2 separate regions of the Homo sapiens genome follow, and region 1 is linked to region 2. A link is an interaction called in ENCODE POLR2A ChIA-PET data of the cell type or tissue named here. Cell type or tissue: MCF 10A. All regions are shown on one strand. Links, peaks and the distances in the headings refer to the core of each region. The heading gives the core; the rest is flanking DNA.

The links. Peaks named below come from ENCODE experiments on the same cell type or tissue, not always from the same donor. Only the 100,000 strongest peaks of a DNase experiment are listed, where the experiment ranks them.
Region 1: POLR2A ChIA-PET joins it to region 2 with 5 read pairs; 4 of 35 experiments call an interaction of 5 or more read pairs at or near these places.

The regions. Positions count from the first base shown.
Region 1 is chr10:73,292,812-73,297,212 of GRCh38, forward strand. CFAP70 (cilia and flagella associated protein 70) reads right to left here. Exons shown (of 28, transcript NM_001367801.1): 16 at 4,231-4,362; 17 at 452-577. Among named protein-coding and RNA genes, the nearest start is that of MRPS16, 42 kb to the left of the region's middle. In MCF 10A, for the core only: no CTCF peak of the experiment used is centred there; no DNase peak of the experiment used is centred there.
Region 2 is chr10:73,417,475-73,421,875 of GRCh38, forward strand. No RefSeq gene overlaps it. Among named protein-coding and RNA genes, the nearest start is that of ANXA7, 5.6 kb to the left of the region's middle. In MCF 10A, for the core only: no CTCF peak of the experiment used is centred there; a DNase peak (open chromatin) is centred at 2,157.

The sequences.
Region 1 (4,401 bases), core at 110-4,109, 120 kb before region 2:
TTTTTAACTTTGCTCTATGGAGCAAAGTTATCCATTTATCACATTTTTCTTTGATCGATCATGCTTCGGTGTCACGTCTAAGAACTCTACCTGATTCCAGGTCAAGATTCTGTCCTATGTTTCTTCTAAAAGTGTTGTAGTTTTACATCTTACATTTAGATATATGTTCCATTTGGAGTTGAGTTTTGTAAAATGTTTAAGGTTGAGGTTTATTTTATTTTTTGCAATTGTTCTAACACTATTTACTGAAAAGACTATCCTTTCTCCATTAAATTTCTTTTAGGTTTGTCAAAAATTGAATGACCTTATTGGTGGGAACCTATTTTTGGACTTTATTGTTCTATGTGTCTACCCTTTCACCAATCAAGTTGGATTTTAAACAATCAAAAATTACTATTATGCCCATATTTCACAAATAATAGTAACAATCACTGGGAAGATGTTTAATTACCTCTTTATAATATGCTGCTGCCATCTCAAAGTTCTCATTGACTTCTGCTTCAAATGCAAAGAGTTGAAGCTGTTCACTGCTTGTATAAATGGTTGCAACAGTGCCTTGGACATCATCTGGCATGGTCTTGTCAATGTCAAGATGTTAGGTAGACAAAAATGAAACAATTACAAGTAGAGAGGTTTCATAAGCATAAATCCGATGTGAGATCCAGTTATGACGTCTAAAATGTTACTGATTGATGTCTATAATGACAGTCTTGCCAAAAAAGTAAAAGAATAAGAGTGAACCAGGAGAGAAATGTCAAGGGTGAAGGAGAAGCTCAGGTATCTGAATACCAACAGTCTGAGCTCATGGAAGTAAGTAAAAATTGCTTAGGGCAGAAATAACTGCCTCAACCCTCAGGGCATTCATAGTCCCTATGCAGGTCACCTCTGACCTCAAACAGCTTCCTTCATTTTCTGTAGTGTATATGACAAATACTATCATTTTTTTGTGTCATGACATGAAAAAGGTTGGCAAGCCCTCGCTAGGGTCTTTAAATGTGAAGAAAACAGGAGATTAAGGGTAAACCTTTAGAAGCCAAATCTATAGTTTTAGTAGGAAATATAGACTGATAGATCCTTCAAAGGAAACAAAAAGGTAGGAGGAAAACCAGAAAAAGAATATATCCTATACACAAAGATTGGGAGAGCAGGTCTGGTGTAATTAGGAATCTCCTGAGTCAGAAGCTATGGTCAAGAAAGAGTCCACAAAATTCTTTAATTAGAAGTCAAAATAATATCAGTGATTTTAATAAGGATAATTGCTAAGAAATGTGGACAGTAAAGCCAAATTTGAGATAGGCCAAAGAGAGTTTCTGATCATTGATTAATACTTTTGTCCTGTTCTTTTTAGTTTTGATTATCTTGACCCCCAAATCCCTGCAGCGATGCACTTCTACACCCAAAACAGAATACTCTAATATCCCACTCCCAGAACCAACACTCCATGTCTTGTCTTCCACCTTTTTGTTACTTAGCCCACTGAAAACTGCTGACTTTATTTCCTTCAGTTCCAATAAGCCCATCACTTCCCAGATGGATCAGTCTGAACCTCATGATAACCCACTCAGGCTACTTTCTCACCAGCATACTTTCATCTCAGGCATCCTTGTCCTTCTCCTGCATTTGTCCTGAAAATTCTCAACTTAAAACAATAGCACAATCTGACTTCTTCATTCCAAGACAAGAGCAGCTAACTGGTCCTAAGGAAAACTGCATAGACACAGAGATTGGTATCTAAGCTGCCACAAGCTCTTGTGGCATTCAGTCTTAGCTGGAGACCTTTAATACCCTTAGTAATCTATGTATTTGTCTTTGCTTAGCAGCATATTCCATAATGCTTTGCAGTATCTAAGTTTTCTTCTCTTTCTTCAAGTTTTTCATTCAATCCTCATCTCCTTCACTTTCAGTAAAGACCTTACTTCACAGAGATAATAGAAATCATTAAGTAAGAAATCCCTCAACTATTATACTCCCTAGCTAAATTATTTATTTCTGGATCTATTGTATCGCTTTCTTTTCAGTCTCAGAGAAAGAGGTATTGCAGCCTGCACTGTTCCAAAGTTAATCCTTCCATTTAAATTCTTGGTCCTTTCCCAGGTGTATACCCTGAGCCTGCCATCAATTATCCCCTCTCTTTCCTCAATTTTCAGCTTCTCCCACTCTGCTGACTTTTTCCCAAACCTGTGGATGTGCTCAAGTCTTTTTCATCTTAAAAAGAAAATCCCAGGCCAGGAGCGGGTGGCTCATGCCTGTAATCCCAGCACTTTGGAAGGCCATGGCTGGTGGATCGCTTGAGTCCAAGAGTTCGAGACCAGCCTGGGCAACATGGTGAAACCCCATCTCTACAAAAAAATACAAAAATTAGTTAGGCGTGGTGTGCACCTGTAGTCCCAGCTACTTGAGAGGCTGAGGTGGCAGGATTGCTTGAGCCTGGGAAGTTGAAGCTATAGTGAGCCATGATTGCACTGCTGCACTCCAGCCTGGGCGAGAAAGAAAGAGAGAAAGGGAGAAAGAGAGAGAGAGAGAAAGAGAAAGAAAGAAATGAAGGAAGGAAGGAAGGGAGGAAGGGAGGAAGGGAGGAAGGGAGGGAGGGAGGGAGGGAAGAAAATCCCTATAACTTCTAGCTACTACTTTTCCAGTTTTTTCCTTCGTCATCCAACTTGAATTTATATTCATCTGTTTCTTGATTGCTCATTTACTCAATTCATCATAATTTGAATCCCCCCATTAGCCCAATAATATTGCTATGTAAAGGTTAACAATAACTTCCTTATTGTCAAATCCAGTGAAGACTTTAGATTTGTTTTTCTTGAATTCCTAGGAGTATTTAACAATGTTGACCACTTTTCCTTAAAATTCTTTTCCTTTGGCTTCTGTGACACCATTGTCTCTGGCTCTTTGCCTCTTTAACAATCCCACTTGTCTCTTTCAATTTTTCATTCATTCCTTAAATGTTGGTATTTCCTAGAGTTCTACTGCCAGCTCTCTTCTCTCTTATGTTTTTCTCAGGCAGTTCATCTATGACCATAGCATCCATATTTCATAGCTCCCCAAATCTCATCTCTAGCTCAGATCTCTGTCTTGGGCAAAACCCCACTAGAGCCTATGTTCAAAAGCGAATTCAGTACCATCTGCCTCCCACCAAATTTACTCATAATTGCATTCCATGTCCTGGTTAATGTTTTTCTTTTCTTTTTAGTATCAACCAAGAAGTACTGAATGGCATCAATTACCCATTGAAACTTAAACTTAACTTAAACTTTTTCCTCCTTATTATGCAATAATCAACTAACATCACAGTTTTGTCACCTCTAACTCATCCTCCATAGTGCTATCAGAGTGTTTTAGCAAATGTAAACCTGATCATATTATACCTCAGTGTAAAATAATTCAATGTATTGCTCCCAGCTACTAGTGAGGAAAAAGTCAAAACTTCTTTTTCTCATGCTCCACTCTCAATTGCTTTTCAAATCAAATCATCCATGCCCAAGGCAGGACTGTTCTCTTAATCCTTTGATGCTGGACACTCCTGTCCTACCTTCTCCAGAAAGACAGAACAAAGTGAAACAAGAGGTGATGGTGGTAGAGAAGAAAAACAAGGAAGGGAAAAGCAAATAGAATAAAGAATTTGAGGAGGCACAGATGGTTAGACACTACCAGGGGACAAAAAGACTGTGACTTTGTCACTGGTTTCAAATAAACTACCCCTGAATACAAATAAAAATAAGCAAATGAAGGCAAGATGGAAGACTTACAAATATAAACAGAAAAGTGGGTGGGACAGCAGACCACCAGTCAAACAGAAAAGGCATGTTTGAAGTGTCACTGTCATTTGGGTATAATATCTGAAAACTCAAAGTTTTTCTCTGCTTTTATGATATTCAATAAAAAATTAAGAATTGTACCTGTTCACAGAATAAATAGAATGATAATTTTCATTTCACAATTTATGCAACATATTTAATCTATTTTTGACAATTCCATCACATTTTTTAAAGTTGTGAAATTTATTTTTCTAGGAAATTGAAAGAGCATATCTCCTTGTTTTTTTCCAAAATTAGTCTTAAACTGATTAGGCTTAGGCAGTTTCTTACTCATCTTTGTGTTTTCAGTGCCTAGCACAGAGCAGACACTTCAATAAATATTCGTTGAATAAACAAAGGAAGGAATTATTCATAGAAGACTCTGATGCTCTACAGAGAAAAGAAAGTGCTCTCAGTTCTTGACACTTACCTGGTTTAGGGCTACATGCATCTGATCTACTAAGAACACATAGAGCTCACTGATAAATGTCTGAAGTTCCTCCTGGCTTTCAAATGATGTTGTCTTCAAGTATTTATCTCTCACAATCTTTACCACAGCATGCTGCAAGACACACAGATCACCCATCTGATAATACAGTCC
Region 2 (4,401 bases), core at 218-4,217:
GGAGGCCCAAGGCAGGCAGATCACTGAAACCCAGGAGTTGGAGACCAGCCTGGGCAACATGGCGAGACCCCATCTCTACAAAAAACACAAAAATTAGTCAGGCATAGTAGTGTGCACTTGTAATCCATCTACTTAGGAGGCTCACAGGGGAGAATCACTTGAACCTGGGAGGCAGAGGCTGTAGTAAGCCAAGATCTCACTACTGCACTCCAGCCTGGGTGACAGAGCCTGACCCTATCTCAAAAAAACAAACAAAAAATGTCATCTCCTCAAGGTATTTCCTGAACATTAGTAGCTGCCACCAGCACAACCACCACTAGCAGCTATGCTCATTATTTAATTTTCCTTATACCACTTAAAAGCATCTGAAATTCTGGCCGGGCGCGGTGGCTCACGCCTGTAATCCCAGCACTTTGGGAGGCCGAGGCGGGCGGATCACGAGGTCAGGAGATCGAGACCATCCCGGCTAAAAACGGTGAAACCCCGTCTCTACTAAAAATACAAAAAATTAGCCGGGCGTAGTGGCGGGCGCCTGTAGTCCCAGCTACTTGGGAGGCTGAGGCAGGAGAATGGCGTGAACCCGGGAGGCGGAGCTTGCAATGAGCCGAGATCCCGCCACTGCACTCCAGCCTGGGCGACAGAGCGAGACTCCGTCTCAAAAAAAAAAAAAAAAAAAAAAAAAAAAAAAAAAAAAGCATCTGAAATTCTGTGTGTTTACTGTTTCTGTCCCCATCTAGAATGTAAGCTCCTTGAGAACAGGGATATCTTTAGAGCCTAGTAGTGAGTGTTTGATAAATAATTGATTGTCTGATTGACTACAATAGGGCCCCCAAAACCCAAGCCAACTACTTCGTCTGGTGATCAGCCAAATACAGATTTATTTCCAGCACTGGGAAAAACTGGCTCTGATAGACCTACTGAGAGAACCCATGTGCTACCCTAAAGGATTTTCAAAGGTAGTTTTGAAAATTTTTTTTCATTTCATATGCTGACTTTAGAAAACATAACTCCATTATATTGTCCTTGCTTATGTCAGTCTCCTATAAGGGCAGAAGCCATCTTAGAATCCTCAGCATTTGACAATAAGCTAGGCATTTGGACTTTTGTGTACTATCACCACCATTCTACTAAATTGGATGTTTTTGCGCCACCTGTTACTGTGTAGTTTCTAATTATATTCTGGCTGACAGATACATCACCCTTCATCCATCACAATCAGCAAACAAATCCTAGATTTTACTTTCATGTTCTACCTGCAAAATGTCACTATTTACTTTACTTGTAGTTAAAAATTACCTCTTGCTCTCCATACCTACTGATATAATCTTAGCTGACACCTACATTATCTCGTCTGAACCATGACAATAGTGTCCTAACTGGATTTTCCATTACCAAACCATCTTACACACTACTGCTAGTTCAATCTGTGTTACTGAGCAAAATTCAAAATGATATTTATCAAATAATAGCTACTAAGGACATACTATTTGCTAGGTACTGTGTTAAGGATTTAAATATCCTTATTTTTTACATTCTCTAAGATTAGAAAAATTTGGTAATAGCTTTATTGAAATATAATTCACCCATATAATGTGTACAATTCAATGATTTTTAGTACATTCAGAGTTGTGCATCTACCACCACAATCAATTTTAGAATGGTTATATCCCATATCCTTTACCCGTCGCCCCCAATACCCCCATCCTTCCCCTCCACATGTAGCCACTAATCTACTTTGTCTCCATAGACTTGCCTATTCTGAACATTTCATATAAATGCACTTGTACAATATGTAGTCTTTTGTAACTGGCTTTCATATTGTAACATGAATCAGTATTTCATTACTTTTATGGTCAAATACTATTTCCTTGTAAGGATTTACCACATTTTGCTTATCCATTCATAAGCTGATGGATATTTTGGTTGTTTTCATCTTTTGGCTGTCATGAATAATGCTGCTATGAATATTTATATACATATGATTTCATTTCTCATGGGTACAAACCTATGAGCAAAACTTCTGGGTCAAATGGTAAGTCAATTTTTAACTTTTTTTTTTTTTTTAAAGAGACAGGGTCTTGATTCGTTGCCCAGGCTGGTCTTAAACTCCTTGCTTTAAGCAGTACTCCTAGCTCAGCCTCCCAAAGTGCTGGGATTACAGGCGTGAGTCATCATTACCTGGCCCTCAATGTTTAACTGTTTGAGGAACTGCCAGACTGTTTTCCAAATTGGCTGCATCATTTTACATTCCCACCAGCAGTGTATGAAGGTTACAATTTCTTCACATCCTCATCAACATTTGTTACTACCTCTTTTTTTCATCATAGCCATCGTAGTGGGTATGAAGTGGTATCTCATTATAATTTTAATTTGTATACCTTAATGATTGATGATGTTGAGCATCTTTTCATGTACTTATTGGCCCTTTATACATCTTTTTTGGAGAAATGTCTGTTCAGATCCTTTGCCCATTTTTAATTGGGTTATCTGTCCTTTTAAGTTGTAGGTCCCTTATCAGATATATAATTTATTAATATTTTCTCTCATTCTTTTTTTTTTTTTTTGAGACAGGATCTCGCTCTGTCACCCAGGCTGGAGTGCGATCATGGCTCACTGCAGCCTCCTGGGCTCAAGCGATCTTTCCACCTCAGCCTCCCAGGTAGTGTGACTACAGGCATGCGCCACCATGCCCACTAATTTTTTTTTTTTTGTAGAGATAGGTCTATGTTGCTTAGGCTCATCTTGAACTTCTGGGCTTAAGCAGTCCTCCTGTCTTTGCCTCCTAAAATGTTGGGATTACAGGTGTGAGCCACCACACCTGGCCTAAAATTTTAAATTTTGATAGTCTAATTTATTTATTTTTATTTTGGTTGCTTGTGTTTTTGGTGTCATACCTAAGAAAACATTGCCAGATAAGTTCACAAAGATTTTCCCCTTTTTTTTCTTTGAAGAGTTTTAGTTTTGGGTATTTGAACCATTTTGAGTTAATCTATGTATATTGTGTGAGGTGGGGGTATAGCTTTATTCTTCTGCATCTGGATATCCAGTTGTCCCAGCACTATTTGTTGAAAAGTCTGTTCTTTTCCCAATTAATTGTTTATGTACCCTTGTGAAAAATCAATTGACCATAAATGTTAAGGTTTTTTTTTTCTTTTTTTTTTTTTGAGACAGATTCTCACTTTTCACCCAGGCTGAAGTGCAGTGGCACAATCTTGGCTCACTGCAGCCTCAACCTCCTGCGCTCAAGCGATCCTCTCACCTCAGCCCCTCAAGTAGCTAGGACTACAGGTATGTGTCACCATGCCCAGCTAATTTTTTTTGTATTTTTTTTAGAGACGGGGTTTTGGGATGTTTCCCACACTGGTCTCAAGCTCCTGGGCTCAAACGATCTGCTTGCCTTGGCCTCCCAAAGTGCTGGGATTACAGGCATGAACCACCATGCCCTGCTATTCTTGTTACAGTCTGAATGTTTTGTGAGCCTCCTCCACCCCAATACATACACATACACATACATACACCACACATACACAAATTCACGTGCTGAAATCCTAACCTCCGGCTTTAGGAGGTGGGATCTTTGGGAAATTATTAGGTCATGAGGGCAGAGCCCTCATGAGTGGGATTAGTGTCCTTGTAAAAGAGGAAAGAGTGAGCTCAGTCGCCCCTTCCACAGTAAGAACATGCCCTTCTCAGACACGAAATCTGCTAGTGCCTTGATCTTGGACTTTCCAGCTTCCAGAAATGTGGAAAATAAATTTGATGTTTACAAGCCACACAGTTTACAGTATTTTGTTACAGCAGCCCAAGCAGACTAAGACAATTCTCAATTCTACTGCACTGACCTTATGTCTATTCTATGCCAGTATCACATTGTCTTGACTACTACTATTTTGTACAGGTTGAGCATCCCTAATCCAAAAATTTGAAATTCAAAATGCTCCAAAATCCAAAGCTTTTTGAGTACCGAGATCCAAAATGGTCCAAAACCTGAAACTTTTGGAGTGCCGACATAGCACTCAAAGGATACGCTCACAGGAGCATTTTGGGTTTTCAGATTAGGGATATTGAACTGCTAAGTATACAATTGATTATAGGTTTTGGAACTGGGGGCCGGGCACAGTGGCTCATAATCTCAGCACTTTGGGAGGCTGAGGAGGGTGGATCTCTTGAGCTCAGGAGTTCAAGACCAGCCTGGGCAACATGGCAAAACCCTGTCTCTACAAAAAATACAAAAATTGGCTGGGCATGGTGGCTTGCACTTGTGGTCCCAGCTACTAGGGAGGCTGAGGTGGGAGGATCACTTGAGCCCGAGACTCTGTCTCAAACAACAAAAAAAAGAAATTGGGATGTGCGAGTCCTCCAACTTTGCAAACATTTTCGTTTAACTTCAATATTAATTTG